Linked DNA regions of Homo sapiens: regions 2 and 3 are each linked to region 1. The links are chromatin loops, found by intact Hi-C in ENCODE. Cell type or tissue: ascending aorta. All regions are shown on one strand.

Region 1 (8,000 bases):
GTAACACCACACTCTTGGTGGCATAAAACCACGTACGTTTATTCTCTTACAGTTTTGGAGGTCAGAAGTCCAAAACCAGTTGCACTGGACTATAAATTGTCCACAGGACTGCAGGTCCCTCCAGAGGCTCTGAGGGGGAGTCTATTTCCTTGCTTTTTCCAGCATCTAGAGCTGCTTTTCCTGGCTCTTGGCCCCTTCATCTTCCAAACCAGCAGTTTAACATCTTCAAATCTCTTTCTGCTTTTGTTACGTCGCCTCCGGCTGTGTAGTCAAATTTCCTACTGCCCCTCTGTTATGAGGACACTTGTGATCACATTTAGGACCCACCGAGATAATCCAGGGTAATCTCTCCAGCTCACGACCCTTAATTTAATCACACCTGCAAAGCCTTCTGCCATATAAAGAAACAATCAGATGTTTCAGGAATTAGGACCTGGTTATCCGTGAGGGGCATTATTCTGGAGGACTGGGCTTTGCTAGGCAGGGATATACTGACTTGCTCCTTTGTGGGCAGAGGGAAAGGCGCCTGTGCAGGGGTGTGTAGATTTGGCGGGGGAGGGATAAGGGAGCTCATGCTTTTGGCTTCATTTTTCTCAGAAACATGAGATAAAGCTGGCAGCTGAGAGGATGGCGACTGACAGGGTGGGGTGGGGAGAGGAGAGGAGGAGCAGTGTCAGTGGAAGTATGGAAGCATCTCAGAGAGTGGGGCAGCACACTGCCTAGGCAGAGGTAGTCAGTTTTAGGGCAGGGGTGAGGAGGAATTTAAGGCTTATTTTTACCAGTGTGAAGGAGACATGCGGCTTGACTGTGCGATTTTTCTCCAGCAGAGTCTGGCTACCTGGTTGAAGGCACAGGGAACCCAGAGAGACAAAGCTCACCAGCATCTGTGGGGAGAATGTGGCAGGGCAGGAAGTGAAGGGTGAGACTCCATGGGCTGTAACTTGGCCAAGAGGCAAGAGAAGACATAGCAGTCTGTTGGGCTGCGAGGGGATTGTAGAAGATGGTGGGGTGGGTAGCTCAGAGGTCATGATGAGAAAGAAGCATTGCAGAAATGGGTTTCTTGAGCAAACAGTCGAGGAGGTGCTGGGCAGAGTGGATGCCTTCAGATTTTGGAGATGGTGCAGATGCTGGTGATGACAAGTGCTAGGGTCTCCCTTTTGGGTGTGAGTTACTGAGGGAAAGGTAGATGGAGCATCCACCTGGATGCTGAAGATGCCAGGAATGAAAGACAGGAAAGGGGTGGCCAGGAACACTGTGAGCCAGGAACCAAAGTCTTCACTGAACCAGGAAGAGTGATGTGGAAGAATGACAGGAACTGGCAGGGAAGAGGGTGCCATGCCCAGTGGCATCAATTTAAGGAGTACTGAAGGTTTTGTAGGATTTGGAAGGAGCAATGGGGAACCAGGAAGGCATCAGCTTTACTTCCTGGCTCTGAGGGACTCCAGGTGTGAAAGAATGAGCAGCCAACACTTGAGAGAGCTCCTAGAACTGTGTTTCAGTTAAAAACGAAAGACACTGATGCTGTAAGAGTGTATGGCGATGCTTGTGGGAATTTCCCAACAGCACCGTGGAAGGGTTTGGGAGGTTTGAGGTGTTGGAGAACACAGGGATTAGAGTTTGGCAATAACAGTTATTGGAGAGAATCCCTGGATTTCTAGTGTTGAGTGAGTTTCACAGGGACACAAAGCATGATGCAACCACATCACGGAAGGCCTTGAATGGCTGCCCCAGGCATGACTATTTCACCCCATCGGCCAAGGCCATGGGGACAGTGGTGGCGTTTTGGTCCAAGTTTAAGCAGCAAACTGTCTTGGTCAAAGGCAGGCTTTAGGAAAATTAATTTTCCAGCCATGTGAATGAAAGAGACTCTTAGAAAGCTACTGCAATAGGCCAGGCTTAGTCTCCGTTCAGGGTATGAACACTGAGAATGCTGGAAGGAAATCATGGTTACAGGAAATGCGGTTGAATTTTGAGACACACGGGAAAAGAGCGAGCAATACAAGATGCCTCCCATGTTTCAAGCTTAAGTGGCTGGAAGAACAGACTTTGGAGGGAGATTGATGGTTTTGGTGTTTGGCAACCCATGGTTAAAGGTTCATAAGTGGCTGGGCCTAAGGCGGGAGCAGAATAATGACAGGTGAGACAGTGGGCGCGTCCCCTGTTGCCAAGCCAGGAGTTAACTACCTGGGGCTTCCTGGATTGAGGATAATCAAAGAGCAGGCAGGATCCCGGAGAGCAACCCGGTGATTCTAATTTAGCTTCAGATCCCCGGGGTAGGGCTGGAGCTTTCGATTACCATCTGCTGTAAGGTGTGTGTGCAGGTGCGAGTTATGAGTCGCTGGGCAGGGATGCCTTCGGGCCATTCCACAGGCTGAGTTCAGCCATAGCAGGCGTGCTGTCATTCATTTTAGTAACCGGCATAAATGAGGGCACAGTAGGACCCCAGTCAGTCCTGCTAGGTGCCTTCTTGTCTAGAAGAGGCCGCTTTGACTTTCTTTCCTCTTCATCCCTGAGTTGAGGCCGGGCAGGGGTAACCAGCAAGGGGTTCACTTGGGAAGCGGGTTTCATCACCCCTCTGAGCCCAGGTCGAGAATCACAGTTGAGCTCTGGCCAAGAATCTAACTAATTCAGGTGCAAACCCCACCGTCTTTTGCCCGATTTCCTATATTCTGCTGACAGCAGCTCTCTCCTTCCTTTGGCCTGAAATCGCGGGGTGCTTGTGTGAGCTGAGATTAGCCGAGGCTGACCTGCCCCTCCGTGGCTTCCCGCTGGCCTCATCGTTACTTCGTGTGTTCACCGCCGCTCTGAGCAGAGCGGGCCCCTGGGGAAAGGGGTGCGGGCCTGGGTTGCGGAGGCGCAGGAGCCTCGCGGGATTGGGGCGAGCCGTCCCATGGCGGGAAGGCAGGAGGCCGGACTCGGAAGGCTCTCCCAGACTCGGTCCCTCGCTCCAGCCCTTCCCTGCCGGTGCGCGGAGCCGGGGCTCGGGCGGGTAGCGGTCGCGCGCCGGCGCGGGCGGGCGGGGAGAGGAAGGGGCGCGGCCTCTCCGGGGCGGGGCGCGGGGCGGGCGCTGCGAGGGGACCGGAGGCCGCGGCGAGAGCGCGCCCAGCCCCGCCGCGATGCCCGCGCGCCCAGGACGCCTCCTCCCGCTGCTGGCCCGGCCGGCGGCCCTGACTGCGCTGCTGCTGCTGCTGCTGGGCCATGGCGGCGGCGGGCGCTGGGGCGCCCGGGCCCAGGAGGCGGCGGCGGCGGCGGCGGACGGGCCCCCCGCGGCAGACGGCGAGGACGGACAGGACCCGCACAGCAAGCACCTGTACACGGCCGACATGTTCACGCACGGGATCCAGAGCGCCGCGCACTTCGTCATGTTCTTCGCGCCCTGGTAACGCCGCGCAGGCCGGCGCCCTGCCCCGCACTTGGCGCTTCGCGGGGCGTGGGGCGCTTGGGCGCCGCGGGCGGGGGGTCCCGGGGCCACGTGGACGCCGACGGCTCTGGTCTGCGGCGTGCGTGCTACGGGCGCGGGGCTCGGGGCTCAGGGGTGCGGGGTGTAATACTGGGGGCGCGGGGCCGGGAGCGCGGGGACCCTGCGGGTTCGGGGCTCCGGCTGGCGGGGAGCGGGGGGCGCGGGCGCCGCGGCTCGGGGCCGGGAGCCGGGGACTGCAGGGGACCGAGGGCTTGGGGCTCCGGGTCGGGAGGCGTGAGCTCAGCGGGCCGGGCACTGGCGGCTGACGTGGCGCTCGGCGGCCGGGGCGGTGCGGGAGGAGGGGGCGGACCCCTAGGGGACAGCCGGGAAAAGCCCGCCCTGCGCCGCGCTCCTGAATTCAACCGCCTCTTGCACCTCGGCACCGAGGGAGGGGAAGGTGGGGTCGTCGCCCTTTCGGGCAGCCGGGAGTCCAAATGTCACCCCGCGGTCCCTGCCCAGCGCCCCAAACTTCCTGTGCCGGCCGGACGCGCGGCCTGCCCGTGGGCCACGTGCACTCACCAGAGCGGCCTTGCTGCTGCCGCGGCCACCGGGGTCGGCTGGGACAGACTGCGGGCACGTCCCCTTCCAGAGGCTTTAACTGAAAAATAGAACCCAGGAAGGTGTGGTTTCCCACTTTGTGCGTCTTTTGTGGGATAGGAAGGAGTGGTCCGGGCAGAGGAGGGTTGCTGAGCTACCCCGGGAAGACCAAGGTAGTGCGAATTCTGGAACCCCTCCGCCCCCCTGCAGCTCAGGGTGGATGTAATCTCTGAACGGAGCCCACTGGTCCTCAACTCCAGGCTGTCCTGTCACCTCCCTGCTGCTCTCTCGGGTCCAGGTCACTTGTTATGTGTGAGATCGGAAAAGCCCCTCCGTTGAGCAGATGGTCCCTCTTGCTTTGGTTCTCTGGGCGAGGCTTTGGTGTGGGCCTCGCTGCTGACCTGAGAGACCCTACCCTGGCACTCATCCCACGGAAGAGCTTCCTGTCATTCACACAAGCATGTGCACAGCTTTCCTGCCAGTGCCGGGATGCCCCGAGGAAGGGAAGTGACCACAGGCCAGAGCAGAAAGCCATAATTTTAGGACACAAGACCTTTGAGAGGTTGGAATAGCCTGCAGGTTCTTGTTGCAGAACTTGGTATTCTTCCCCAGAGCTCAGTAGAGGCTCACTTGGGAAAGGGATGTAGGGAGGCATAGAGAAAAGGTACCCTAAGAAAAATGGCCAGTTCAGAAATTGTACCTTTCAAACTGGGAGAAACGTTTTTCTCTTAACCTTGTATTCAGGCTATTACTGCGTTTCAGTTCATTTGGAGTTAAATCAACTTTTAGGGCCACTGTGGGTTTATTAACAATGTGTATATGAAGTACATTATGTTTCACATTCCTAAGAACCAACTGACTCGAATTTTTACAACTCCAATGGTTTAGAAATTACTTTGTAACATAAAACAATCAGGCAGTATTAACAGTTTCTCTTTGTTCGGGAGTATTCTCAGCAACTATTTCAATTAAGTGTACTACTTAATTGGAGCCTATTTCAGTGGAATACATCTGTCGATGGGTTTTCTTTTTTCTTTCTTCATTATTTATTTATTTTAGAGATGGGATCTTGCTCTGTTACCCAGCCTGAAACCAGTGGTACGCAGCCGCAGCTCACTGTAGCCTCTAACTCCTGGGCTCAAGTGATTCTCCTGCCTCAGCCTCTGAAGTAGCTGTGACTACAGGCGCAGGTCATCACACCCAGCTTATTTTGTTGTTGTTGTTTTTGTTGTAGTTGGTAGAAACAGGGTCTCGCTATGTTGCCGGGGCTGGTCTCAAACTCCTGGCCTCAATCAGTACTTCTGCCCTGGCCTCCCAAAGTACTGAGATTACAGGCATGAGCCATCGCATCCCATTCTTTACTTTTTTTTTTTTTTTAAAGAAAAACTGACATGCAGATGTAATAAGTCCCCACAGTGCCAAAGGAATTTTAAGTTTAGAATCTTTGCAATAAATACCAGCTAGTCCTGGGCTGAGTGAGAGAAAACTGGCACATCTGGGCACTTGGTATTAAGTAAATTCCTTTTCCATTATATGTGGCTTGTAGACATTTAGCTGGATGCTTCCAGAATAATTAGCTTTATGTTGTTACTTTTTTTTTTTTTTTTTTTTTTTGAGATGGAGTCTTGCTCTGTTGCCAGGCTGGAGTGCAGTAGCGCAATCTTGATTTACTGCAACCTCCACCTCCTGGGTTTAAGCGATTCTCCTGCCTCAGCCTCCTGAGAAGCTGGGACTACAGGTGCGTGCCACCACGCCCAGCTAATTTTTGTATTTTTAGTAGAGATGGGGTTTCACCATGTTGGCCAGGATTGTCTCGATCTCTTGACCTCGTGTTCTGCCCGCCTCTTCCTCCCAAAGTGCTGGGATTACAGGCGTAAGCCACCGCACCTGGCATATTTGTTGACTTCTTGATAGTCTACTACAAATACTTAAACAGAGATATGTGGGTTTCTATGATGGTGTTTAAGTTGGACTTTTAAGAGGGCCCTTTCAGAAAACTGCAGATACTGCAGTAGGGCTCACGAATAGGCTGCCAGGAAAGGAGGCTGAGTGGGCGGCGAGTCAAATGGGAGGTCAGCAGGGGCAAGATCAAGTAGGACCAACAATACCTGGCACAACACTTTGGTAAGTTGTAAGGCTGAGAGCAAGGTGGTGACTCTGGAGGGGTCTATGCAGGAGAGGGAAGGAGGTCCTGGAGTGGTGAGCTGAGCGTTTGGAGCTCAGATAGAAGACTCAGTGGACTCCCCCTCAACACACACATACCTTTTTCCAGTTTCAGCTGCCGTGGAGTGGTGAAAGCCCACGTGTGATTAAGGGGCTGGGGCCCCTGTAACAAAAACATCAATCTGTGTATTTTTGCCCTGCACTTGGCTTCTGCAGGGTTATCCTGCTGCTGTAGATTTTTTGCCAACATCAGGTCACAACTTCTGTATGGCCAGTTTGTGAGTCACCCTGAACCTGGTGACAGTGAGGTCAAGATTTGGACCAGGTAGCTTTGCTCTACTTCTTGGCCACAGGCTACCTTCTGAGTGCAGCTGCCTGTCTCAGAGTTGGGTGCTGTAGCCGCAGGGCCGACTAGATAGCACCTGTGGCCCCATCACAGCCAGGAGCAAGGGCACGCCCAACTTGGTGATGGCCCAGAATGGTCAGTTTTGATTTAGCGCACCACAAACTTATTTATTGTTTATTCTCATTCTTAATCTAATCTTGTGTTTTCTCAAAAAAAAAAAAGGGAAAAAAAAAGCAGTAGCAAAACAAAACCTTGTCAAGATTGCAGAGGAGTTCTAAAGTTCCAGAATGAGCATATCTGATCAAAGTCCCCTGAAGGTCAGAACTGCCCTTGACAGTCCCTTAGGAAGGTGCCTTGTTGGACACCGCCCCAGTCAGTCAGTCAGTCCCCACTGCCAGCGTTTCCTCCAGCATTAGAACTATCATGGCTTCTTTGGTTAAACACCAAATGGACTAGTTCTCAAACCTGTGCCTTTAGACAGCAGGGTCACACTTAATGTAGTCGGAGAGATGCTCATGCCATGAGAAGCATGTAGGAACCAAGGCCTGCTGAGGAACAAAAACCTCACATCTCCCAGCTTGCACACACTTCAGGGTTCTGTGGGAATTGCCTTTTTTTTTTTCTTGTTTCCTTCTCCCCCGCCACATAAACTCACTTTGTTGAATCTACAGAAGTTAAATCTGCATGTATAGTTTCATTGTGCTTTTTTTTTTGTATCTGAGTATCTCATAAAGCAGGGATTCTCTTAGCTGGCCAAGAAAGTGCTGTTTAGGGAAGACACATTAACTTGAAGCAGACTTTTTCAGTGCTACCTTTAAGTCTGTTTTTCTTTTTTTTTTTTTTTTTTTTTTGAGATGGAGTCTTGCTCTATCGCCCAGGCTGGAGTGCAATAGCATGGTCTCGGCTCACTGCAACCTCCGCCTCCCGGGTTCAAGCGATTCTCCTGCCTCAGCCTCCTGAGTAGCTGAGATTACAGGCGTGTGCCACCATGCCCAGCTAATTTTTGTATTTTTAGTAGAGATGGGGCTTCACCTTGTTGGTCAGGCTGGTCTCGAACTCCTGACCTTGTGATCCGCTTGCTTCGGCTTCCCAAAGTGCTGGGATTATAGGTGTGAGCCACCACACCCGGCTTAAATCCTTTTTTTCTTAAGAGACAAAATCTCTGTCACCCAGGCTGGAGTGCAGTGGTGTGATCATAGCTCGCTGCAGCCTCAAACTTCTGGCCTCAAGTGATCCCTCTGCCTCAGCCTCCCAGGTAGCTAGGACTGCAGGTGTGTGCCACCACACCAGGCTAATTTTTTAAAATTTTTTGTAGATGGGGGTCTCACTGTGTTGCCCAGGCCAGTCTTGAACCCCTGGGCTCAAGCAGCTCTCCTGCCTTGGCCTCCCAAAGTGCTGGGATTACAGGCATGAGCCACTGCTACCGACTTAAATGCTTATTTTTGAGGTAATCTGTCAGAAAATAAAAGGAGATTTAACAGATTATTAAATTAT
Region 2 (8,000 bases), 190 kb before region 1:
ATCCAGCATCTGCTTACCGGTCTAGCCTGAACAGTTACTCCAAAGAATCATGCTCTCTTCCACTTTGCAGCCTTTGCATATGCAATTCCCATTGCTCAGAACTCTCCCTCAGTTTTCCACCCCACCACTCACCTGACCAACTCTTGTTCATCCTTCAAGTCTCAACTTGAACACCATGACCTCTTGGAAGCAATCTTTTTTTTTGAGATGGAGTCTCACTCTGTTGCTCGGGCTGGAGTACAGTGGCACAATCTTGGCTCACTGCAACCTCCACCTCCCAGGTTCAAGCAATTCTCTGCCTCACCCTCCTGAGGAGCTGGGATTACAGGTGCCCACCACCACCACAGCTGGCTAATTTTTGTATTTTTAGTAGAGATGGGGTTTCACCATCTTGACCAGGCTGGTCTTGAACTCCTGACCTCGTGATCTACCCAACTCAGCCTCCCAAAGTGCTGGGATTACAGGTGTGAGCCACCGCGCCTGGCCAGGTGCCTTCTCTGCATTCTTATCATGCCTTCCACTTCCTGATCTTTGCCTTATCGCAAAATTGTTCTAGTGTCTTTCCTCTCAAGATACTCTAAGTTTGATGGGAGTTGTTCATCAATGTGTCCCCAGTGCATTGTACAGTGCCTGGTGCATAGTAATGGCTCAATAAACAAGCGTGGTAAGTGCAAGACATACATAGATATGAGAGGTATCTATAGAGAGAACAAAATGCATGCATAGCACCTGCATCACTTCATTTACCACATATTTAATATCATTCACACCTAAGTTTAAAACCCTATCATATTCTGAAATAGAAAGTTAAACTCTTCTAAAACTGAAAATTTGCAGATGATGGCACTGCTAAGAGCAATCTGATACAGTAACAGTTTCTGGCATATGCAGCTCATTTTAACAGATGCCCATATGACATACAGAAAGCTGTCAGGCATGCTCCAAAAAGAAAAGCCATCCAGTTTATGTTCCACTTGCCAAATTAATTTCATTTGACATTTAATTTATATCCTAAGGTACTGTGGATTTAAAACTTGACTATGATAATAGCAGATTAGAGAAGTGTTCTATTTGACAAAATCAATTCATCAAGTTACTTTTATTATGAGTAAGGCTGTGTTGATATAGATATTTCAGATCAAATATGTAGATCATCTAAAAATACATTTATTGATTATTTCTAATAAAATATAAGCTTTCTCCTCTTTCTTATGTCTAATGTTAAGTGAAGTAAAGCTTGCACCTGCTCACCGTAACAACAGAGAAAGGAGACATTAGAAAATCAGAACAGTGTGGATTTAAAAGCCAGGAAGCAGAGTTGAAATTCTGCATCTGCCATAGGGGGTTTCAACCCTGGCCACATATTAGACTCAGCTGAGGATTAAAAAAATAATAATAATAGCACCCAGTCCCACCCCGGATAAAGTGAATCAGAATCTCCAGTATGGCATGGATTTTTTTTTAAATCCCCAGATGATTCATGCACAGATCTATTAGTTATGTGAATTTGGGCATGGAATTTAATACCCATAGTATATAAAATGGAATGTAGTAGACATTTGCCACAATCATGATGTGACAATCCACTTAAAAAAATTAACAGTTTATTAGTTGGAACCAGACTTGAAAAAAAGATTTATATATTGCAATTGGTTGACAGTTCCCTTATAATGCTTTCAACTTACAGGTTCACTTCTCTCTGCCTCTTCTTTTTGCTTTGCAATTTACTTGTTGAAACAACTGGATCATTTGTCCTATAGTTTTCATGATCTAGAATTTGCTCATTGCATCTCCATGACATCATTTAACATGATCCTCTTTCCTGCTATTATTTCTTGTAAATTGGCTGTTAGATCAAAAGGCTTGGTCAAATTCAGATTCGATTGGCAAGACTGGGTGATGATGTACACCTCTCTCAGAAGCAATTTATGTCTGTTTGTCTCTGTTTTTATGATGTGAATAGCTATTGATAATTGTCACCTAGATTCATTATTATATCCGTAGCTGCAAAACAATAATATTCTATTGTTCTGTTTTTATTAGTTAGAATTCTATAAAGACATTTTTCCTCATTAGAGTTTAGTTTCCCTGAGATACAGTTTACATAGGATAATCATGAAAAAATATATTGGTTTCTTCATGTGTTTTCTTTATCCTTTTTCAAAATAATGAATTGGATCTCTAGTATCCTCCAAAGGTAACGAATGAGGGTTATTTTGATTTTGTTCTTGTTTTTTTTTTAGTATCATTATGAACTCATAGACTTAAACATATTCAACATGTTTCAATTCATTGCAATTATTCTTATCGACTCTCAGCTTGTAATGACTATTATTGACCCTCAAGTGATCTGATCCTACCCTTTGACTCCCCTCATTACTCTTAGATACTTTCTTTTCTTTCTACTATAACTAGATGGTCCAGACTGATCTCCCCGCAAGGTTTGGATTCAGCCGGTCTCCAAAGAGCCCCCATTTCTTTTTGTGGGAAATAGTATTTGAAACCAGAATCTGGGTGCTGGGGTGCTCATTGCTACTGAGTTGTCCTTGTTTCTAGGCCTTTTAAGTAAACAGAGCTAGGTAGGAAATACTTTTCATTTTCCTTAAGATAAAAGCGTCATAAGTTCATATTGATATTACAATTCAAATTCAGGACCAGAAAGTTTTGATTTAACCTCATCTACCTTACAACTCCTCTTTTGGGCAACACCAAACACCCAACTTTCCAGCAACACCACATGATTGCATCTTTGCTTTATTCCACAGTACATATACAGCACCATACCAATGCTGACACTGCCAAGATGCTAACCAAACCAACAAACAAAAAGAACCAAAAACAGGTTTTCATGAATTTTGTCCTTAAAGCATATCTTACTAAGAGTATACAATTAAATGACTGTGCTATAAAGTCACTTAAAAGAGGTCCACACTGGGTGATGATGTCATCAATTTGATGTACAATATGCTTTGTTCTGCTTTCAGTTTTTTAGGGATTTCTTTTTTAATTTGATATTTCTATAATTATGCAAAGGCCAAACCTTATTTTCAATATACCACCCATTGGCATTGGATAAATGTTAATTTTTTTAAAAAATGTTTTATTACAAGCAAAAAGTGTACCTAAACCCTGAAAATGGATATGTGAATTATCTTAGAGGGTTGGTCTTTTAAAAAGTAGTAGAATAGTCATTCCATTATCTGAATATGGAAAGTAAAACAGATAATTTAGTGCCTAACAATCCACTTATACTGAAATTTCTTTTGTATTTTGTTATGTTGATTTGGCAAAAGTTTCTTTTCCTTATGTTTACTTCTGCTGACAGAGTAAACTCATTAAGTATTCTGGGATAGGGAAGGTGTAACACAGTAACAACATTCCCCACTAAACTTTGATATTTCTGATTCAATGATGAGTTACCTTGTAGGATTGTTCTATTTCTCTCAGACTAATACACACTTTGTTTATTCATTCTTCAAAGTGGAAAATATTTTGTATTTTCACAAATCTTTTGGAAATATTCAACATATACTACTAATTTTCTTTCTTTCTTCCTTTCTTTCTTTTTTGAAGATACAAGAATGTAGCAAGTTAGTGGGGCAAAGTTATGCACCTTGTTTATTTATATACCAAAACTTCATAAATTATGTAACCAGCCTTCTGGTACTGCAAAAAAAGATCATTAATGCCATTAATGGCTTATTTCCTTGAGCTGTAATTATTTGACCCCTATCTGACATACTCCGTGTTCTGTGAATAATCTTTAAATGTATAATTCTACTGCTAGTGTTGAGCTGTAGATCAACAGTAGAAAAACCAGTTTTTCGAATTCACCACTACAACACAATTAAAATCCTCATGAATTATGCTACACGTTAGAAACTCCTAATGGACTGTGAACTTTTTGCTATTCAATTTGATTGTTCAAATTTACAGATTCCTGAACCAAACTAAGGCAAATTTCAGTTCCCATCATATATAAATTCTCTTAGACTAGCAAATGAGTTAACGAGTTACCGCTGGCAGCCATGTCAATAGATTGCCATTTAGAGATCCAGATCCAGTCTACTGCAGCCACCGAAGCCCGGCCTTGGGGCCTTTCTACCAGTAACTAGCTCCCCAACAGTTCGAGTGGAAATTTACCATCACTTCTCCACCTGTCTCACACCCCGCCCTCAGCCCCGCCCCTTCCACCGGCCCCGCCTCCTGTGCTTTGGCGCGCGCTCTCCACGCCCCTTCCGTTCAGCCAATCGCCGCTGAAGTTTGCAGGAGTGGGACTTCTGTTTCCACCAATGCGGGAGGTTCTTGTTCTGCAGGTCTCGCGTCTGCCAGGAGCTACGGCCGGAAGATGGCGGCGGCCGCAGAGTTGTCGCTACTGGAGAAGTCCCTGGGACTGAGTAAGGGGAATAAATACAGTGCTCAGGGCGAGCGACAGGTGAGAAGGAGAGGCGGCGCGGAGGGGAAGAGGTGGACGGGAGCGGGGCCTGCCGAGCCCTGGCAGGACCCGGGCCGGCCACCAGATACGGGCGGAGTGAGGATGCTGCTACCCAGCTCCCCACGTGTCTGCGCCGCTAGCCGGCTGGCGCCTCTGGGCCTCGGCCCCTGCCATCCTACCTCCTGGAGGGAGGGGTTAACCAGCTCAGGTTGGGCTTGGCCTGAACTTCACCTCCTGGGAAATTGTCATCATCCCATTATGAGGAAACAAAACCAGTTGGAGGAGGGTCCTCACAGGGCTCTTAGACCAACCTGGAATGTATTCAGTAACTGGCTTTTTTTTTTTTCCCGTAATCGCACCTTTCATTCAGTTATTGCGCAGCGACTCCGTTATAGCTAACAGGGTGCCAGGTAGCACCGTGCTGGGTCTGGGGAATACAATGATGATTTAGGGGAACATGCTTCCTCCTCTCAGGCAGCTTGCTTTTTGGCCAGGTGGACAAACATTGCAACCATTTAAATTGGAAGAGTGCCACGTTGCACCATAAATGGCAGAGAGAACACCTAAGGAGTCTTGGCCCAATCTAGGGGATTCGGGGAAGGCGTTTCTAAAGCCTTGGATTATCAGTTTAAGTGTTACGACCCACAGTGAATGCGGGAAACATCACAAGGTATGAGATTGCCTGGTTAGGCACTGTTAGAACGTTTGTGTTTTATAGTTGTTTGTCGTAGAAGGAATGTATTAGAGAAGGAAATTGGTTGTAGGAAGACTACTTTGGATATATGTTTTTTTTGCTCCTTTGAGATTTTTTCCAAATGATGTTTGGTTTTTGTCTTTAATTTTTTCTCTTCTTCATTTGGTCCATGTGAAGATCTTGTCTAGAAAGTAGTAGTATAGTTTTTATTTAAGTTAACCTGAAGCCTAGAAAGGTTAAGTGTTCAGCCTAAGATCAGCCCTGTGATTGGTGGCAGAGTAGGCGTTGGAGCCAAAGTGGCCTTCTTTTGGTGTTTCCTCTGCCCCAGTGATAATTCCGTCCCTTCGGCCCCTACTCCCTAGCTTAGTGTATATATTATATAATATATATGTAGTATAAATATAATATATATGGCCGAGTGGACAAACATTGCAACCGTTTAAATTGGAAGAGTGCCATATATATATATATATATATATATATATATATATATATATTTTTTTTTTTTTTTTTTTGAGACAAAGTCTCACTGTGTCGCCCAGGCTGTAGTGCCATGGCATGATCTCGGATCACTGCAACCTCTGCCTCCCGGGTTCAAGCGATTCTTCTGCTTCAGCCTCCCAAGTAGCTGGGGTTACAGGTGTTCGCCACCACGCTCAGCTAATTTTTGTATTTTTAGTAGAGACCGGGTTGCACCATGTTGGCCAGGCTGGTCTTGAACTGGTGACCTCAGGTGATCCACATGCCCTGGCCTCCTAAAGTGCTGGGATTACAGGCGTGAACCACTGTGCCTGGCCTAGTTTATATTTTTTAGGGACCATTGCCAAGATATGAGTATTATCTAGTATGAGAAACAATCATCAGCAAATAATTTAAAGCACAACATAGTAAGCACTTCATGGACTGTCGTGGGTGAGCAGCAACTCTCTGGGGCTGGTGGCGCCAGGGTAAGAATTTACCAGGACAGCTGTACGTAAAGAAAAGCAGATTTATTAGAGAAAGTATGAAAATATGTTGCAAGAGTGCAACAGGCAAGTTAGTAAGAGAGGAGCTAACTGCAAGGAAACAAAGGCTGGCTGGGGATTTTACGGAATAGTACTTCAGTTGTGTGCTGAAGAGGGGTTTGTGCAGTACTGATAACACCAAGGTTGCAGTGAGCTAACTTGAGTTTTCTATCAGCCGAAGGTCCGGTGATAGCTGGACATGGAAAGATTGTTGAGTTATTTGTGCAGAAGGGCTGTGTCCTGGACCATGAAGAAAGGCAGACTTGTAGCTTATCGCCCTTCTCTTTTTGCTTTCCCTTGGTCCCCTCAACCTGACTTCTTTTCCCTAATTAGGACTCCATATGGAGCAAAACACTGTTGAGGAGTGTGAAAAAGGAAGTTAATTCTGACTATAAAAGTGGATGTATAAACTCATGGAAGAGCTGGCATTTAAGGGATTATGCTTTGAAAGATGTGTAAAACCAATAAATTATGAAGGATTGGGAAGTTTAGGGCAGTAAGTAAACCAATATGAGGAATGATGCAATGCAAGGTAAACCCCAAATTACAGTTTGAGGCCCAACTGTGAAGACTTCCGAGTTCAGAGTGTGGTTTTTAATTTAATTTTAATTAAAGCATTTTAGCAGTTAGCAGCTAGTGAAAGTTTCTGTTTACTTGTATGGGGAAAGGGTTGGCCATATGTGATAAGATTCAGCCATTTTTTGAGAAGACAGCTGACAGCAGTGAGCCAGCAATAAGGCATTCTCTGCAACATTACCAATCATAGTTTAAAAATTGAAAGCAGTTCAGAGATCCTTATCTAGGATATTGATTCTTTAAATTATGGTACATCAACACATTGACATACAGTCACGTGTTATTTAAAGACAAGGATACATTTCAAGAAATGCATTGTTAGGCAGTTTCATCATGTGTGAACATTATAGAGGGTTCTGTTTTTTTTTTGTGTGTGTGTGTGTGTGTGTGTGTGTGTGTGTGTGTGTGTTTTTGAGGCGGAGCTTCACTCTTGTTGCCCGGGCTGGAGTGCAATGGTGCGATCTCGGCTCACTGCAACCTCTGCCTCCCGGATTCAAGGGATTCTCCTGCCTCAGCCTCCCGTGTAGCAGGGATTACAGGCATGTGCCACCACGCCCGGCTAATTTTTGTATTTTTAGTAGAGACGGGGTTTCTCCGTGTTGGTTAGGCTAGTCTCATACTCCCGACCTCAGGTGATCCGCCCACCTCAGCCTCCCAAAGTGCTGGGATTACAGGCGTGAGCCACTGCGCCCAGCCTTAGAGTGTTCTTAAACCTAGATAGTTTATCCTACTTCACAAATAGTAGGTATATGATATAGCCTATTGCTCCTTCAGGCTACAAACCTGTACCGCATGTTACTGTACTGAATAATGTAGGCAGTTGTAACACAATGGTAAGTATTTATGCATCTCAATATACTGAAACATAGAAAAGGTACAGTAAAAATACTTGATTATAATCTTAAGGGAGCACCATTGGATATGCCATCCAGAACATCGTTGACCAGAATATCATTATGCATTGCACGCTATTGCATATGCAGCCATTAAAAGTCATTACTTTGAAGACTATGGAACCTTAAAATGAATGTGAAAATAGTATGTGTCTCATAAGAATTGTGTATTTTAGGGTATGTAAAGGAAAGAAAATGGACGTTTAAGCCAATAGGACTTTATTCAAACCCTGGCTCTGCCATTGCAAACCAAGCAACCTTGGTTTTTATTATCTGTAAAATGAGGATGAGATGACTTACCTTATCTTAGAAGATGTAATGATTAGATGAGAACGTAACTGGGAATTTTTTTGAGAGCATGCTTGGGTTGTGGATAATTTATTTTTACAAATAATTCT
Region 3 (8,000 bases), 310 kb before region 1:
GGAATCCAATGTTTGAAGGCAGGAAGCATCCAGCATGGGAGAAAGATGTAGACTTGGAGGCTAGGGAAGCATCCAGCATGGGAGAAAGATGTAGGCTTGGAGGCTAGGCCAGTCTCACCTTTTCACGTTTTTCTGCCTGCTTTATATTCACTGGCAGCTGATTAGAGTGTGCTCATCCAGATTAAGGGTGGGTCTGCCTTCCCCGGCCAACTGACTCAAATGTTAATCTCCTTTGGCAACACACTCACAGACACACCCAGGATCAATACTTTGCATCCTTCAGTCCAATCAAGTTGACACTCAGTATTACCACCACACCGAGGATACACATGGCCAACTATATAGTTAGAAATAAACATCACTGAGACAGAAGTCTAAAAGCATTTCCACTTTTCTGTTTTTGCTGACTCTAGTAGGCACCAAGAAGAATCCACTGAGTCCAGGTAATTGACTCATTTCCTCATTGCCATAACTATGACAAAGGCACTCCAGATAGGATTATCAGACTTAGCAAATAAAAACACAGACTATCCAGCTAAATTTGAATTTCAAATAAACAATGAATAACTTTTTAGTACTAGTATGTTCCATGCAATACTCGGGACATACTGACACTAAAAGGAATGTTTGATTTTTATCTGAAATTCAAGTTCAACTGAGCATCCTGTACATGATCTGACAATCCTAACTCAAGCCCTTATGAAGATGATAACAAGAAATATTGAGAACTGCTGAACTATGACATTATATCAGTTTTCTAGGGCTCCCATACAAAGTACCACAAATAGGGATGGTTAAAGGACAGAAATGTATCATCTTACAGTTCTGGAGGCTGGAAGTCTGAGGAAGTCCTATTCCTTCTGAGAGAGCATTTGTTCCATGCCTCTGCCAAGCTTCTGGTGACTGCTAGCAATCATTGGCACTCCTTGGCTTGTGGACCCATCACCCCAATCTCTACCTTCTTATTCATGGGCATTTTCTCTGTGGGCAGGTTTCTGTGTCCAAATTTCTCCTTTTTATAAGGACACCAGTCGTACTGGGTTAGGGCTCACCCAATGACCTCATTTTAACTAATTACATATTTAACGATCCTATCTGCACACAAAATTCCATTTTGAATTACTGGGAGTTAAGACTTCAATGTACGAATTGTGGGGGAAGACAGGATTCAACCCACAACAAATTACTTTATTATTATTATTATTATTATTATTATTATTATTATTATTATTATTGAGATGGAGTTTCCCTCTGTCACCCAGGCTGGAGTGCAATGGCAGGATCTCGGCTCACTGCAACCTCCACCTCCCAGGTTCAAGCAATTCTCCTCCCTCAGCCTCCCAAGTAGCTGGGATTACAGGTGCCCACCACCATACCTGGCTAATTTTTGTATTTTTAGTAGAGACGAGATTTCACCACGTTGGTCAGGCTGGTCTCAAACTCCTGACCTCAAGTGATCTAGCCGCCTCAGCCTCTCAAAGTGCTGGGATTACAGTCGTGACCACCGGGCCTGGCCAATACATCACTTTTAATGGCAAAAACTGCAATTACTTTTGCACCAACGTAAATGGCAATGGGAACTAGATATGGCTTATAACATACTCTTGAGTACAGTAGTCCAGTCCTGGGATTCTGACAACCATCACTGTTTCCCCCTCGCTCAGGCTCACGTAATAACTCTGAATCTGTTTCGATGAAAAATATTTCAAAACGAAGCTGGTTTGACGTCTTTGGTCTTTTGCTGTTTTCCAGAATCGTTCTTGGACACTGCTCTCACTGAGCTTACCGTCAGGACTTGATTTCCATGGAGAAGTTTGATTCCCTCCAATACGCTGGCTGCCAGCCCTCCTCACTAAGAAAGGTGACTCTGGGACGGCAGCCTCCTTCCTTCTGAGCCCTCGTCCTATACCTGTGTCCATTTGAGTGGTCTTGTTCTCTCTGACCCCATCAGCTCGGTTAGGCGCATTGGCAATGTGAGGAGCATGCGAAAGCCCCTCTGTTAAAAAGACTCACTTCCTACTTAAAGTTTGAACTGAAAGTGGACCACAGAATCGGTTAGTTGTAATTACTCTTTAATTAGTTTATGCCCCAAATTATGAGGGCTCCATATAAAGCCAGATAGATCTAATGATTGCTCAATTATCTTACAGATAGTTGCAGAATTCGCTTAATATATAAGAAATCCAGCAAGAAATAAACCTCTTTGACATCAAAGTCTAAAAGCATTTCTACTCACAGAAGAGACTCTAAGTTAAATGCTCTTTCCTCTCCACCATGCAGCCTCCTGCTATTTTCTAAATAGTCTAAAAGATGCAGGACTGGCCAGGCACTGTGGCTTGCACCTGTAATACAAGCATTTTGGGAGGCTGAGGCAAGAGGATCACTTTAGGCCAGGAGTTCAAGACCAGCCTGAACAATATAGCAAGATTCCACCTTTACAATATTTTAATAAGCTGGGAGTGGTAGCACATGCCTGTAGCCCCAGCTACTCGGGAGACTGAGGCAGGAGGATCCTTGACCCCAAGAGTTTGAGGCTGCAGTGAGCTATGATTTGATTATAACCCAATGAAGCTGGTTTCTCTCATCAATAAGACTTTGGACAGTGATTTGCATATGCCTGATGGAGCTATAACATTTGCTTCAAAGTTTGCACCAAGAACTGTAGATGCCGCTCACTAGAATATTCAGACATCTGGCTTTGTATAAAAATGACTGGGGCTGGGCACAGTGGCTCAAGCCTGTAATCCCAGCACTTTGGGAGGTAGAGGTGGGAAGATCGCTTGAGTCCAGGAATTCGAGACCAGCCTAGGTGACATAGTGACATCCCATCTCTACAAAAAAATTAAAAGGCATGGTGGTGTGCACCTATAGTCACAGCTACCTGGGAGGCTGAGGCAGGAGGATCACTTGAGCCCAGGAGGTTGAGGCTGCAGTGAGCCATGATCATGCCACTGTACTCCAGCCTGGGTGACAGAGCGAGAACTTGTCTCAAAATAATAATAACAATAATGCCATCCCAACTACAGAATTGATGGGATTCTGTAGTTCAGAGGCTGTCTATTAAGATACCAGAAATTACTTCATCTATGTGAATGCTCAGTTCACTTTTCAAATAAACACTGATTTCTACAATTTGATGTTTAATCAGATGCTCAGCCTAATCAGTATGCACTTTACCTATTTGAAAGAGTACATTCAACAGTGACCACAAAATGTTACTCTCCACAGTTAACCCTGCCTTTCTCAAGTCTAGATAAGCTTTTGCATTCTAGACTATGGTATGTCTGTTACATGTGTATGGCAGATCCATCTTACAACTCTAGCCCAAAAATCTATTTTTGTACTATCCTTGAGCTTAGGATAGGGTTTCAAGATTCTCATTCTACCTCAGATTGTGCCTTATTTATCTAAAATCCTTGCTGAAGTTTCACTGGGTGAGGGGTATTGTAATTAATATCACTGAAGAAAAAAAACCAGAAATGGTAATTTACTATCACCAATCCAGATGTTAACTTTTGATCTTTTGTCCTAGTGCAAAGATTGCCTTTAAAATCAGAGCCAGAAGAATTTTAGACAGTGCTGCTAAATCAGCCCAATCAATGAGGTAGTGTTCTGAAGTTCACCTTGCAGAATTAAACTTGAAATCATACTTTTTTCTACTCCTGTCAAATCCTAATTTTCTTCTGTCTGAAACAGATATATTTTGAAGAAATTTTTTTTTTTTTTTTTTTTTTTTTTGCTCTAGCTTTGCATAGGCCTTTGGCTGAAAGCAGTCATGCTGTTATTTAACCTGGCCTGCTGGGATTCTTGAGGTTATGAAGGCTTTTAAAAAGGTTATAATCTTAGAAGTTATAGTATAAATTTGCATTCCATTCAAGTAGAAAATGAAAAAACAGACACTGTTAGAAAAAGAGTAAAATGCATTCATCTGATTTTTAAAAAATATAAATTGTGGATAAAGATTTTCTTTTGTGTAGGCATATAAAACAAAGTATGCATTTCTGGTTTGAAACTTTGGTGTTCTTTATTCAAGATCACTTCATCTTCACTCAAAGAGGCGATATCTTGTTAATGTATCTCCATTTCTAGCACACTGACATCAGTAACATGTCATATCAAGGGCATAATGTCATATTATATTGTAATAAGTCCTTCCTTCTCAATCTTTTGTCTCTGTGTGTAAGACAGGGCCTCTCTCTGTCGCCCAGGCTGGAGTGCAGTGGTGCGATCAAGGCTCACTGCAACCTCAACCTCCTGGGCTCAAGCAATCCTCCCACCTCAGCCTCCAGAGTAGCTGGGACCACAGCCATGCACCATCATGCTCAGCTAATTTTTGTATTTTTTGCAGACATGGGGTGTCACTATATTGCCCAGGCTGGTCTCAAACTCCAGGGCTCAAATGGTCTGCCCTCCTTAGCCTCCCAAAGTGCTGGGATTACAGGTGTGCACCACCATGCCCACCCTGGGATGGCATTATTTTTATTTCTAGTCCTTAGTTGTATCTGAATGTAATTAAATATCATAGGTATAACACAAATGGCAAATGTCTGTGGATAGACAAGCTGTGAGAAGCATATTAGAGGTGATTGTTTTAATTTTAACGTATTTCCAATCTCCAAACAGAATAATGGTACCTGATGAGTATTCTTTAGAATAAGAAAAATAAATATCTCCAAGGAGGAAAGAATTGGTAGCTGAGGAAATAATGGTTATGTTTTAAATTCGGTTAATACAGGGTTGGGGAAACTCTACTATGTCAATCCATGTTGAACCACCAGGTGGCACACTACTGCCTTCTTTCCACCATTCAACCACAGAAAAAGAAAATGCCGTTGGGAGATGTTGGGTTTAGTTTATTGGTTGCTTTTTACACAGAAAATTCACCAAAACCAACTTAGCCACATGAAGATATGAAGCTACAAGTGGTTCTTTCTCAGCTTTAATATTTTTATTACTATCAGTAGAATTTATATTGCTTTGCTTTTTCTTTAAGCTTTGAGCCATCAAGACGTAAACACACCAACAGAAATGCTAATAAAAACAAGCTCATTGATTACTCTTTACATGAAAGCAGAAACAACTGGGGAAATAATTTTACTTTTCAGAATACTTAAGGATTACCGGCATTTAATACTCTACACGAGCATTTCATATTTGCAAAGTGTATTGTTATATATTTATAAGTAATTACTCACAATAATGAATGTGGTGGCATTTTTTAAAACCCATATGCAATCTAGGTCAAATTCTGAACATTGCACAGATTTCTCTAGCTTTTTGCAACATTTATTCAATGACTTCATTGGCAAACTAACCAGAATCAACCCAATTTTTAAAATACTTTTAACGGAATTCTATGTTTATACTGATTTAGATTCAGCAATTGTCATAATGCCTTACAAATAGTCTTTCCGCCTAAAAGTAAATACGTCTTTAACTCCAGTTTACTGAAAAAAGTACCCTTTTTGCTTACTGAAGTATATCAAACACATTTTGGATTTACCTCAGTTGACTAAGTCCTGGCAATCGGTAAATTAACTAGCACTTTAAACAGAACTTTTAATGTCCATTGATGAAATGGGCTGCACAAATGAGAAATTAGCTTCTTTCAGTTCTAAAATCACAAGGCAGAATGAGGTGAATTCTAGTCCCAGTTTTGCCACCAGCTAGCTGTGTTGCCTCAGGCACATTATTTAAACTCTTTATACCTTCTTTCTCTCAAGTGAAAAATTAAATAAAGTGGAATCTTTCTAAGGTTCTATTTTACTTTTAAAACTGTATGATTTTATTTTTATATTTGAATCTTATATTGTGAAGCATAGTAAAGTATTTCAAAGTAATTCATCAAAGTAGGAAAAGCTAGGAAAAATTCCTAAAGCAATGACCCCCTCGAGTGATGGCAGCAGTGTGCAGACAGCTTGGAGTCTTCTGCATCTCCTCTGATGAGTAAAACCAAGAGCTCTCACCACACAAAGGAAGAGCTCTACACACACCTTTTGCTTTACAATTTCTTCACTTACTCTGGCTAATTGATATCTAGCCACCTCAGAATGAATTCATTAAGCTCTTTCTCTAGCTGTCTTGCACAGAATTTTCAGTAGTATAGATCTGTTTAACAGATTCCAACTGCTGGAACCCACAATGCAAGCTTCCAGAATGATTGATAGCCATAACTTGAGAAATGTATGTTGTGTTCGGTGAAACTCCGTCTCTACTAAAAATACAAAAAATTAGTCGGATGTGGTGGCGGGCGCCTATAGTCCCAGCTACTCGGGAGGCTGAGGCAGGAGAATGGCATGAACCTGGGAGGCGGAGCTTGCAGTGAGCGGAGATCCTGCCACTGCACTCCAGCCCAGGCAACAACGAGACTCTGTCTCAAAAAAAAAGAGAAATGTATGTTGTGTTCATGTAAGATGGTCCTATAGGCACTACATCCCTTTTCTCATAATGCGAATGAAAACGAGTTATTTTCTTATGTTCGAGTTGCATTATATCTCATATATTGAGTTTACAAAAGCAAAAATTCCTGAATCCCTCAAAATTGAGAATGACTATACTTACACTAGCCAGATACAAAATCTCTACTAAGTAAACAGACCCACATGTTTTATTTGCAGACTTATGTTTTTATATCTTCTGTTGGGGAATATGTTTCTTCTTTAAACAAACAAGGGCTTCTTTCCCCATTGATTGTGTACTTCTGATGATGTTTTAAAAAAGACTTTCACAAGGGAGGGATGGGTCCTTAATCAAGACTTTAAAATGAGGGCAATAAATATATTTTATTGGTTATAATACCTTTTTCTTTATTAGAAGGATAACAGACTGCTGGTTAACTGGTCATGAAATATTAATTAAAAAGAAAAAATATATGATAGAAGTATCTCAGTGAGTGCTAACTCATGCTTTTTTTTTTATTATTATACTTTAAGTTTTAGGGTACATGTGCACATTGTGCAGGTTAGTTACATATGTATACATGTGCCATGCTGGTGCGCTGCACCCACTAACTCGTCATCTAGCATTAGGTATATCTCCCAATGCTATCCCTCCCCCCTCCCCCCACCCCACCACAGTCCCCAGAGTGTGATATTCCCCTTCCTGTGTCCATGTGATCTCATTGTTCAATTCCCACCTATGAGTGAGAATATGCGGTGTTTGGTTTTTTGTTCTTGCGATAGTTTACTGAGAATGATGATTTCCAATTTCATCCATGTCCCTACAAAGGACATGAACTCATCATTTTTTATGGCTGCATAGTATTCCATGGTGTATATGTGCCACATTTTCTTAATCCAGTCTATCGTTGTTGGACATTTGGGTTGGTTCCAAGTCTTTGCTATTGTGAATAATGCCGCAATAAACATACGTGTGCATGTGTCTTTATAGCAGCATGATTTATAGTCATTTGGGTATATACCCAGTAATGGGATGGCTGGGTCAAATGGTATTTCTAGTTCTAGATCCCTGAGGAATCGCCACACTGACTTCCACAATGGTTGAACTAGTTTACAGTCCCACCAACAGTGTAAAAGTGTTCCTATTTCTCCACATCCTCTCCAGCACCTGTTGTTTCCTGACTTTTTAATGATTGCCATTCTAACTGGTGTGAGATGATATCTCATAGTGGTTTTGATTTGCATTTCTCTGATGGCCAGTTTACTGGGATTTTTTTTCTGCATAAAGTTAAAGGTATGTGGACCCAGTCATGTCACCCACAGGGAAACACCAGCTGGTCTCGTAGCTCGCATACTAGAGGCTCATCTGGTGACAGCAAGCCATGGAGTCTTCTCTGCACCAACATTTGGGGCTCACATTGCATTTGGACATAAGCAGTCAGAAAGCATGCCCAGGACAAAGTGTTCCTGACAGATCTGCCTCTGCCTCCAGGACCAGATAGACCTACCCAAAGCAGTGTGCGTGAACACAGCAACTCTGCATGGAACATTCTGTTTTCACCAAGCAACGCAAGACAACAAGAACTCTTTCTGCCCCAGGCA

The links. Peaks named below come from ENCODE experiments on the same cell type or tissue, not always from the same donor. Only the 100,000 strongest peaks of a DNase experiment are listed, where the experiment ranks them.
Region 2: it touches region 1 in a loop (4-fold over the local background); 8 of 110 quality-filtered maps call a loop at or near these places.
Region 3: a loop joins it to region 1, with 4 times the contacts of the local background. A loop is called at or near these places in 3 of 110 quality-filtered maps.

What each region holds. Positions count from the first base shown.
Region 1 is chr6:7,905,893-7,913,892 of GRCh38, reverse strand. TXNDC5 (thioredoxin domain containing 5) reads left to right here and starts at 3,105. Exons shown (of 10, transcript NM_030810.5): 1 at 3,105-3,379. The coding sequence starts at 3,117. All of the region lies in intron 4 of BLOC1S5-TXNDC5 (BLOC1S5-TXNDC5 readthrough (NMD candidate)), which reads left to right. RefSeq lists an enhancer at 831-980 and silencers at 2,821-3,250, 3,621-3,740, 3,941-4,030. In ascending aorta, no CTCF peak of the experiment used is centred here; DNase peaks (open chromatin) are centred at 1,592, 3,002, 3,811 and 4,142; H3K4me3 peaks cover 2,450 bases; H3K27ac peaks cover 1,940 bases.
Region 2 is chr6:8,098,870-8,106,869 of GRCh38, reverse strand. EEF1E1 (eukaryotic translation elongation factor 1 epsilon 1) reads left to right here and starts at 4,322. Exons shown (of 4, transcript NM_004280.5): 1 at 4,322-4,435. The coding sequence starts at 4,349. It overlaps EEF1E1-BLOC1S5 (EEF1E1-BLOC1S5 readthrough (NMD candidate)), which reads left to right and starts at 4,275. Exons shown (of 7, transcript NR_037618.1): 1 at 4,275-4,435. RefSeq lists silencers at 4,070-4,269, 4,410-4,529, 4,738-4,923. In ascending aorta, no CTCF peak of the experiment used is centred here; a DNase peak (open chromatin) is centred at 4,249; H3K4me3 peaks cover 2,427 bases; H3K27ac peaks cover 469 bases.
Region 3 is chr6:8,216,329-8,224,328 of GRCh38, reverse strand. The region is part of intron 2 of LOC105374910 (a long non-coding RNA gene); the gene reads right to left. Among named protein-coding and RNA genes, the nearest start is that of EEF1E1-BLOC1S5, 120 kb to the right of the region's middle. In ascending aorta, a CTCF peak has its summit at 4,785 (motif pointing right); a DNase peak (open chromatin) is centred at 4,788; H3K4me3 peaks cover 429 bases.